Regions from separate parts of the Homo sapiens genome. Here region 1 is linked to region 2. Evidence: read pairs that join two places in POLR2A ChIA-PET (ENCODE). Cell type or tissue: OCI-LY7. All regions are shown on one strand.

Region 1 (5,000 bases), 140 kb after region 2:
AAAGCTTCTTTTTTTACCTTACACTTGCTCTGTTGAAAATATCAACAAAATCTGAGTTTATTTGCTTACCAGTATTCCGTATGACAAAGACATGAAAACATCAAACATTATATTCCTTGATTTCTACTTTGCAGAAACCTTTCAGTAAATTAGGCTCTGAAATTTTCAGATTCTATTTCGAATTTGTAATATGACCCTCCTCCATAATTGAAAAGTTTTTCCCCAGCAAAAGGGACCACTGGATTTACTACTTTGACTGTGCCCCATCCCAAACACACACTTATAGGAAGATCCACTGGCTGAGGGAGCCCTCGAACTTCAGACTGATTCTGGGCTTTAGGACTCAAGGCTCAGAGGCTCAGACAGACTCTGCACTTTGTGGTTTGTTTCTGATTTTTTTTTTTTTTTAACCAGGTCTCACTCTGTCACCCAGGACAGAGTGTGGTGATGTGATCACGGCTCACTGCAGCCTCCATCTCCCAGGCTTAGGTGATCCTCTTGCCTCAGCTTCCCCAAAAGTGCTGGGATTACAGGTGCATGCCACCATAGCCAGCTAATTTTTAAATTATTTGTAGAGATAGGGTCTCCATATGTTTCCCAGGCTGGTCTGTAATTCCTGGGCTCAAGCAATCCTTTCACCTTGGCCTTGCAAAGTGCTGGGATTATAGGCATGAGCCACTGCACCTGATGCTCTTGGGGAGTTTTGAGTTCAGAATGACCTTGGCATGATTTTATGGGCTAGCCTAGAAAACTGATCTGGCAGATACACATGCACATTCCTAATATAACACTACTTTTAAAATAAATTACTTCCAAGCTGCAAACAACTTAGTTACAGATGGCTCTTTGGAAAACAATCCTTTCCCTTTTTTGAAAAACAAATTTTGGGTACATGGTTCTTTCATTAGAAACTTATTGGATGGACAGGACTTGAGTTTTACTTTTAATAATTCATGTTATATATTACCAAAAATGTGATTCTGGTGATGTCAAAGTCATGCTTTGTTCATTTGAATCTATTAAATAAAGTACTTATATGGGAAATAAAACTTACTTTAAAATTGATCAACAGGTAAATAGATAGGAAAGGTCTTAAATAATCATCAGTAAAGAACTAAAACAAGCAAACATTTGCTTTTCTAGATTGGAGGATAAATTTATCAGAGTCAGAATTTCCTCACCATGCAGAGTTTAAAGGCCGTTTATAATTATTCCTCATCTCCATCCTTTAGTCAATCAGGCCTCTTTTCTAACACATCTTTGGATGCTTGTCTAACTTCCCACTCTCATCACTGCCAACCCAACCACCAACTCTATCTAGTCCCAGCTGCTCTTACAACCTGCTAATTGAATAGTTTTAATGGCTCTTTTATACATCTATCCAAATCCACTCCAATCCTCTACTTTGTCACATTCATTCCTGGATTTTTTTCCTTGCAGTTTTGAATGGGCTAATATTTCTATTGAAAATTATTCTACTCATCCATAAGACGCAAATATTTTACATTATTTTTCCAATTGAGATATAGTGGCCATGTTGAACCACTGCTGTTTCTTAAATGATGCCTCTGAGCAGAAAAGCTTCATGCTATAATTAATTGCGCTGACACATTTATAGAATATTAAATGCGCTTACACATTTATATCACACATTAAATATGCATGTCAAATACATTTATAATGTATTTCCAGCTGGCCAGCCCATGTTTCTTTACCGTTATCATTTTTTTTCTCTGTTCTTGCTTACCTCTGGTAACTATAGAACGTAGATGATACTTTCCTTAGTAAATGCTTGGATTTAAACTATGATTAAGAGGAGAAAGACCATCTCCCCTATGCAAGTTGTTCATGTAAACATTTATTGACCATCTACTCTAGGCCAGAAACCAGGGTAGGTACTGAGGATACAAAAATGGACACATCATGTCTATCCACAGGAAACTTTGTCTGGTGCAGTTGTTTCATAATTTAGTGTTCTTATAAGAATCATATAAGGGTACTAGCCAAAAATGCAGATTCTGGAACCCCTAGTTACCCCACATTTTAATTTTAGAAGTTTGGAGTAGAGCCCAAGCATCTGCATTTTAGCAAGTCCTCCAAGTGATTCTTTATTGTTTTTTGTTTGTTTGGTTTTGTTTTTGAGACAGAGTCTCACTCTGTCACCCCAGCTGGAGTGCAGTGGTATGATCTTGGCTCCCTACAACTTCTGCCTCCCGGGTTCAAGCCATTCTCTTGCCTCGGCCTCCTGAATAGCTGAGATTACAAACGTGCACCACCACGCCCAGCTAATTTTTGTACTTTTAGTAGATACAGGGTTTCACCATGTTGGCCAGGCTGGTCTCGAACTCCTGACCTCAAGTGATCTGCCCACCTCCGCCTCTCATAGTGCTGGGATTGCAGGCGTGAGCCACTGTGCCTGACCTGATGCTCCAAGTGATTCTGATGCAGGTAGTCCCTTGATAACACTTTGAAAACATCACATTGAATACTATTGAATGTTTTATATTTGTGCCTATAGTTCTGTACTGTTATCTTTTGGGGGGTATTTTCGGGTTTTTTTGTAAAAAGCTATATAAAAGAAAATATTATTTAACCAGTTTCCTTTTCCTCAAATGCTTTTTTCTCTCTCATTTTTAAATAAGAAATCTTTTCATATTCAGAGATTATCTGTCAAGTATAAGAAAATTTAATGTATGAGCGCTTTTCTAAAAACCTAGAAGTTTATCATATATTTTCCTTATTTTTTTCACCACCATTAGACCATAACACAAAACATAACACTGTTGCAATAATATTATTACTTTACAAAAGTTTAGATTTCAAAGTTTGCTACTGAGTATTTTTTTTCTTTGTACTTTCCCCACACTTAGGGTTCTCCTGCTTCCAGGAGGAAAGAAACATTTCGTTTTTCTAGTCCAACTAAAGGCCCAAATTATGACTTACGTGAAATGTAGCTTCTAGCTATATGCTCATTACTTTGAAAAAGACTATGAAAGTAAGTTTAAGCAAAGCAAAACATAAAATAACCTTACTAAGTTTTTAGAGCTATATTCATATAGGCATAGTTACTTTTGTAACTAATGCTTAAGTTTGATGGAATAGTCCTCCCAATCTGTCTTCAACTTTCTTTGCAAACTCACTGTGAAGTCTCTCATAGAACCAGGCTGACAATGGCCTCCAGACTGCTGCCTTCAGATACCATACCATTTTTTTGTATTTCCCTTGCAAACTGCTTAGTTTTTAGAGCCCATTGAAGGGATGCCCAAGCTCACCATTCTTCTGCACTGACTTCTCTGTAACCTCTGTCCATGTAGCTGGGAAGGGGTTGCGAGAGCGGACATAGAAAAAACATATAGATATATGGCAAACCAAGTAACCATGTCAATTTTTTGAGAACATTTTTAAAAAATCCCCATGAGTTTGATGTTTTCTAATTACCAGGAGACAATTATCCACATTACACTTAAATAAAATGAAAAGGTCTCACCATTTCTGGCTACAAGTCCTGGTGTGGTGGCTCACGCCTGTAATCCCAACACTTTGGGAGGCTGAGGCGGGCAGATCACCTGAGGTCAGGAGTTTGAGACCAGCCTGGCCAACATGGTGAAACTCCATCTCTATTAAAAATACAAAACTGTGCTGGGCATGGTGGTGGGCACCTATATTCAAAGCTACTCAGGAGGCTGAGGCAGTAGAATCACTTGAACCCGGGAGGTAGAGGTTGCAGTGAGCCAAGATCATACCACTGCACTCCAGCCTGGTAGGCAGAGTGAGACTCCATCTCAAAAAAAAAAAACCAGCTACAATGTCCCTCCCTTCCTTCCTTCCTTCCTTTCCTCCTTCCTTCCTTCCTTTTTCTTTCTTTCTTTTTTTTTTTTTTTGATACAGAGTCTCACTCTGTTACTCAGGCTGGAGTGCACTGGTGCAATCTCAGCCCACTGCAGCCTCCACCTTCCAGGTTCAAGTGAGTCTCCCACCTCCCAGGTGAGTCCCAGCCTCCCAAGTAGCTGGGACTACAGGCACACACGAACATTGCAAGACGGGGTTTTGCCATGTTGGCCAGGCTGGCCTCGAACTCCTGACCTCAGGTGATCTGCCAGCCTCGACCTCCCAAAGTGTTGGGATTACAGGCGTGAGCCACTGCTTCTGGCCTACAATGCCTTTTAGCTCATTGGGATCTCAACAGAAAATCTTATAAATGTAATCATTTTAGGTGTTTATCCACATGCTCCACCAAAATGAGATGTAAGAAGACAATATTTTACAAAATGAACAGTGTTGATGATTTAGTAACAATATACTTAATTTCAGGAACAAAAGACAAGGACATACTTCATTATTTCCCAGTAGAAAATAATATATATTCAAATATAGAGCTTATCCATGGTGGATTATGTTTTTTTTTTTTTTTTTTTTTGAGACAGAGTCTTGCTCTGTCACCTAGCTGGAGTGCAGTGGCGCCATCTGGGCTGACTGCAAGCTCCGCCTCCCAGGTTCACGCCATTCTCCTGCCTCAGCCTCCGGAGTAGCTGGGACTACAGGCGCCCACCACCATGCCCGGCTAATTTTTTGTAGTTTTAGTAGAGACGGGGTTTCACCGTGTTAGCCAGGATGGTCTCAATCTCCTGACCTCGTGATCCGCCCGCCTCCGCCTTCCAAAGTGCTGGGATTACAGGCGTGAGCCACCGCGCCCGGCCGGATTATGTTTTATACAAGTACTGTATTCTTCTTAGTGTCTGACATCTTGTCAGGAAAAGGGTGTTTTCAGTTGTGAAGAGTGTTTCACATCTTTAAGGTTGAGGGCTTGAAGGATTTCACTAGTTGAATCTTTACTGACAGCAAGTATACGAAAATGCATATCAGAGAAATTTTGCTGCTGACTTCAACTTGCCAGCCACAGACATTCTGCATTTTGAACTGATTGAGGAAAGGGCTGTGTTAGAAAAGGAGCAGTGAATGAGCAGAGCAGTGATTCGTGTAGTGATTGCCAAGAACCTTGT
Region 2 (5,000 bases):
GTAAAAACTAGTGCTACAAATCGTTTCTCAAGAATGCACTGTCCTACTGTGCCTGATGAAAAAAATCATTATGAGAAAAGTTCTGGTTCTTCAGAAGGTCAAAGCAAAACAGAATCTGATTTTTCCAACCTAGACTCTGAAAAACACAAAAAAGGACCTATGGAGACTGGATTGTTTCCTGGTAGCAATGCCACTTTCAGGATACTAGAGGTATTGTGCTCAAGGGACAAAAATGGGAGGTGACAAATAATTTGAAAATGTACATTCTGTATTATTTTATTAAAAATCCAGATTTTTTTTGGTGGAAAACTATCAAATGTAAATAAGCATTCAGTGTACTTCTGTGCATAAATAATATCTAAGGGACTCATGTCTTTAATCAGTCAAGTTTTAAGTTTGTGGTTTAAATCTGGTTTTGCTGGTTTTTAAAAAAAAAAAAATTGTCTGTTTTCATTTTAATCTGAGGGCAGTTTTAAGTACCAATGAAGCTTTGGCCTTAATTTTTACTCTCTTTGTTATTACCCCTTTTTAGATGAAATAGAAATAAGTGAGATATATAATTTGCTATAATCTGGTGTAGACCTTGGTTTTCTATTTTTAAAACTAAACCCTGTCTTTCTTATTTTAAAGGCAATGTATATTGATTATAGAAAATTTGCTAACAAGGAGATAATTTATCACCAATCCTACAAACAAAGGATTTCACCACTGTTAACATTTTAGTGACCTTTTTCTTCTTTTTTTTTTTTTTTTGAGACAGACTTTTGTTCTTGTTGCCCGGGCTAGAGTATAGTGGCGCCATCTCAGCTCACTGCAGCTTCTGCCTCCCGGGTTCAAGCAATTCTCCTGCCTCAGTCTCCTGAGTAGCTGGGATTACAGGCGCCTGCCACCACACCCAGCTAATTTTTTTGTATTTTTAGTAGAGACAGGGTTTCGCCACGTTGGCCAGGCTGGTTTTGAACTCCTGGCCTCAGGTGATCCGCCCGCCTCAGCCTCCTAAAGTGCTGGGATTACAGGCATGAGCCACTGTGCCTGGCTGACCTTTTTCTTCTTTTATTACTGTACATGTATTCTAAGTTTTGTTTGTTTCTATTTAACATGGCATCATAAGCAGTTTTCACTATCTTTAAAAATTCTCTGTAAATATTTTGATGGCTACAAAATATTTTACTATGTGGAGTACTATAATTTTACTTATCTATTTTCACACTACTGGGCATTTTAATTGTTTTCAGATTTTCTGAAGCAAACATTTTGGGTATAGCCTTTACCTGCATTTTCTTTTATTGTTTTAGGTTAGATTTTCTAGTTCATAATTTATGAAGATTTTTAATACTTTTAAAACATATTGCCCACTTGCTTTCTAAGAAGTTGTACTAATACCATTCCATGACAGTGTATGTCTGTTTCATCACACCCTCATTGATTGAAGTATTATTTTAATGTTTTCCACTTTGTTAGACAAAAATTGTACCTTGTTTTAATATGCGTTTCTTTGATGACTAAGTAGGTCACATACTTCAAATGTTTAGAATCATTTGTACTTCTTTTTTGTTCTGTCCATTTATTTTCTCTGCTTATCTGTTTTTTTTTTTTTCCTAATGAGCCTTGCCCTTTATCATATTCATTGCAGTTTTCTTCACAGCGTATTGGTTATTTTTAAATTTGGTTTATTTTGGGTTTTGGTGTGTAAAAAATTTAAATGTTTCCATAGTCAGATTTCTTAGTGTTTATTCCTGTGATTTATTTCATTGCTTTTGAGTTTAGAAAATTATCCTGTGCCCAGAGATCCAGTAAGTCTAATTGTTTTTTTCTTTAATAGGAGATCTGACATTGGTGACAAAAATTTAACCTTGCTTTTTTTGATATTTGCTTGTTCTTTTGATTTTAGGTTGGTTGTGGAGCTGGAAATAGTGTGTTTCCAATTTTGAACACTTTGGAGTGAGTTTTAAGAGTTTTCTTTCTACAGAATTTTACATATTTATGGAATGTTGAGAAATTCTGGGAAAATATTGTCACGTGTATGCCAGTAGTGTTTCTAATTCTTATATGAACAATGGCTCAAGCAAATTTCAAAAGAAATGTCTTAATCTCAATGTCTACTTTCATGTGAACTGGGAATTACTCTGAAAATAGTGTTTCGTAGCCATGGGTTGTCCATCATTGTTTTGAAGTAATTTTTTAAGCTTATGTGTATATGGATGAGAGAATAAGAAAAGAGGAAGCAGACTGGGCATGGTGGCTCATGCCTTTAATCACAGCACTTTGGGTGGCTGAGGCGGGTGGATCGCTTGAGGTCAGGAGTTCAAGACCAGCCTGACCAACATGGTGAAACACCACCTCTACTAAAAATACAAAATTAGCCAGGCATGGTGGCGCATGCCTGTAATCCCAGCTACTTGGGAAGCTGAGGCAGGAGAATCTGCTTGAACCAGGAGGCAGAGTTTGCAGTGACCCGACTGCGCCATTGCACTCCAGTCTAGGCAACAAGTGCAAAACTCAGTCTCAAAAAAAAAAAAAAAAAAAAAAAGAGGAAGTGATTTCATCCTTCCACTGAGCTGTGAACTGCTAAACTTCAGAGATTATTTACTCTCCCTAGATACTTAGATGTCATTTTACACATAGACAATTGAATGTAAAGCTTACAACTTAAGCCTCATTTTGTCATCCCTTCTGAAGCAACACCCTATGTAAGATGTTTGCATGCCAAATCATTGTGTCTAGGCTTAAAATTGTTTGGAGGTAGCAGCAACTAATCCTAAGACTCAAAAAAGCCGATCCTGGCTAACACGGTGAAACCTCGTCTCTACTAAAAATACAAAAAATTAGCCAGGCGTGGTGGCGGGCGCCTGTAGTCCCAGCTACTCGGGAGGCTGAGGCAGGAGAATGGCGTGAACCCGGGAGGCCGAGCTTGCAGTGAGCCGAGATCTCGCTACTGCATTCCAGCCTGGGCGACAGAGTGAGACTCCGTCTAAAAAAAAAAAAAAAAAAAAAAAAGCAGTCGGGCGTGGTGGCTCATGCCTGTAATCCCAGCACTTTGGGAGGCCAAGGCGGGCAAATCACGAGATCAGGAGTTCGAGACCAGCCTGGCCAACATAGTGAAACCCCATCTCTACTAAAAATACAAAAAATTAGCTGGGTGTGGTGGCGGGCGCCTGTAATCCCAGCTACTCGGGAGGCCGAGACAGGAGAATTGCTTGAACCCAGGAGGTGGAGGTTGCAGTGAGCTGAGATGCGCCACTGCACTCCAGCCCAGGCAACAGTGCGAAACTTTGTCTCAAAAAAAAAAAAAGCAGAGTTTGACTACAGGGACAGAGATTTGCTCCAGGCTCACCCTTCCTGTTCACCATTTCACCTGTGTCTTTTACTTTTTCCATGATGAACACACAAAACTCTTCAAACACCTTTTATCTATGGCCAATCTGCCAAGCTCTATTCTTTTTTAAGTTTACACATTTTTTTTAAGTTCACATTATTTTTCCATTATAAAATCAGCATTAGCACGTTGCAGAACATTTCCATTAGAGGAAAAGGAGAGGGAGGGAATCACTCATCATCCTAACATAGCCACTGACAAAATTTTTGTTTTAATTCCTTTCAGTCTTTATGCATATTTTTAAATGATGTGATCTTTTAAACTTTTTATTATTAAAATGTAAAAGCATCTGGGGCCTGGTGCGGTGGCTCACACCTGTAATCCCAGCACTTTGGGAGGACGAGGCAGGCAGATCACTTGAGGTCAGGAGTTTGAGACCAGCCTGGCCAACATGGTGAAACCCTGTCTCTACTAAAAATACAAAAATTAGCTGAGTGTGGTGGTGCACAATTGTAATCCTAGCTACTCGGGAGGCTGAGGCAGGAGAATTGCTTGAACCCAGGAGGTGGAGGTTGCAGTGAGCTGAGATCGCACTACTGCACTCCAGCCTGGGTGACAGAGCAAGAGACTCTGTCTCAAAAAAAATTTTTTTAATTAAAAAACATTCAGAAAAGCAAAGAGTACAGTGAATTTCCATATGCCTAACACCTCAATTCAACAATTACCAATATAATGCCAACATCATGATACTTTATCCTTGATTATTCAGGATATATCTCCCAAAACTCAGTATACTCTCTAATATTATTATAAACCTAACATAATGAATAGTGAGTAGTTTCCTACTATCATTTAATAACCAGTTAATGTGGCCAGGCCTGGGTGATGCTGGTAAATTTACAGTTCTGAATGTCCTTTCTGTTTGTGTCTTTGTTAGTTTTGTTTTCCTTTTTCTAGTTTCTGGGCTGAAATTTCAAACTTGCTTATGTCACATAGCCATATTCCTTTACCCCAGTGGTCTCTGAGCTTATAATACACGTAAATACACTACATTGGCAGTTGATTGTGTGTTACTTTATGACTGATCTCAAGGTATTATTTAGCATGTCATTTATTTATGCCTTGTCTCTCCGACCACTTTTTATATTCCTTAAGGTAGAGGGCATATTTTATCCTAATCTGATTTCCCAGGTTGCCTAACAGTACAGCTTAGTTGGAGCTCAATACATATTGCCTGATTAATATCTCTCATTCCCCCACTTGCTAGTTGTATTTTTCACCTCTGCTTCTCCCTTCAGCTTATAATTGCAAGCTCTTGGTTCCTCACTCCCTAACTCTTTCTTCTTAGCTCTGTCTTTCTTTGCCTCATACCTATGTTTTAGAAATTACTGTAGCTCAATAACCTCAGATAATTAATTCATCTTTTAAAGGCAACCAGTGATTAGCCTTCCAAAGGAATTATTAGACTTTTTTTTTCTGCTTAAGAAATTATGTTTTACTACTTTTAGAGAGTGTAGGATTAATGTTTTACATTTTCAGAATATTTTACCATAATTAGACCTCTGAAATGGAGAGGTCATATCATTCTCCAAGGATCATTTAATTCATAGACCCCTGCCAAGAGAGTGCTTGGTGGTGTGGTGGTAGTAGTGATATTTACACCTGTTTGCTGGGAGAAGAGCCA

Evidence for each region. ChIA-PET counts read pairs that join two places held together with the same protein. Peaks named below come from ENCODE experiments on the same cell type or tissue, not always from the same donor. Only the 100,000 strongest peaks of a DNase experiment are listed, where the experiment ranks them.
Region 1: POLR2A ChIA-PET joins it to region 2 with 13 read pairs; 7 of 35 experiments call an interaction of 5 or more read pairs at or near these places.

The regions. Positions count from the first base shown.
Region 1 is chr2:171,194,919-171,199,918 of GRCh38, reverse strand. It overlaps a transcript of TLK1 not described here. Among named protein-coding and RNA genes, the nearest start is that of TLK1, 37 kb to the right of the region's middle. In OCI-LY7, no CTCF peak of the experiment used is centred here; no DNase peak of the experiment used is centred here.
Region 2 is chr2:171,334,394-171,339,393 of GRCh38, reverse strand. METTL8 (methyltransferase 8, tRNA N3-cytidine) reads left to right here. Exons shown (of 10, transcript NM_001321154.2): 4 at 1-210; 5 at 1,892-1,941. Among named protein-coding and RNA genes, the nearest start is that of METTL8, 97 kb to the left of the region's middle. RefSeq lists a silencer at 2,496-2,555. In OCI-LY7, a CTCF peak has its summit at 916; DNase peaks (open chromatin) are centred at 2,223 and 2,553; H3K4me3 peaks cover 300 bases; H3K27ac peaks cover 3,786 bases.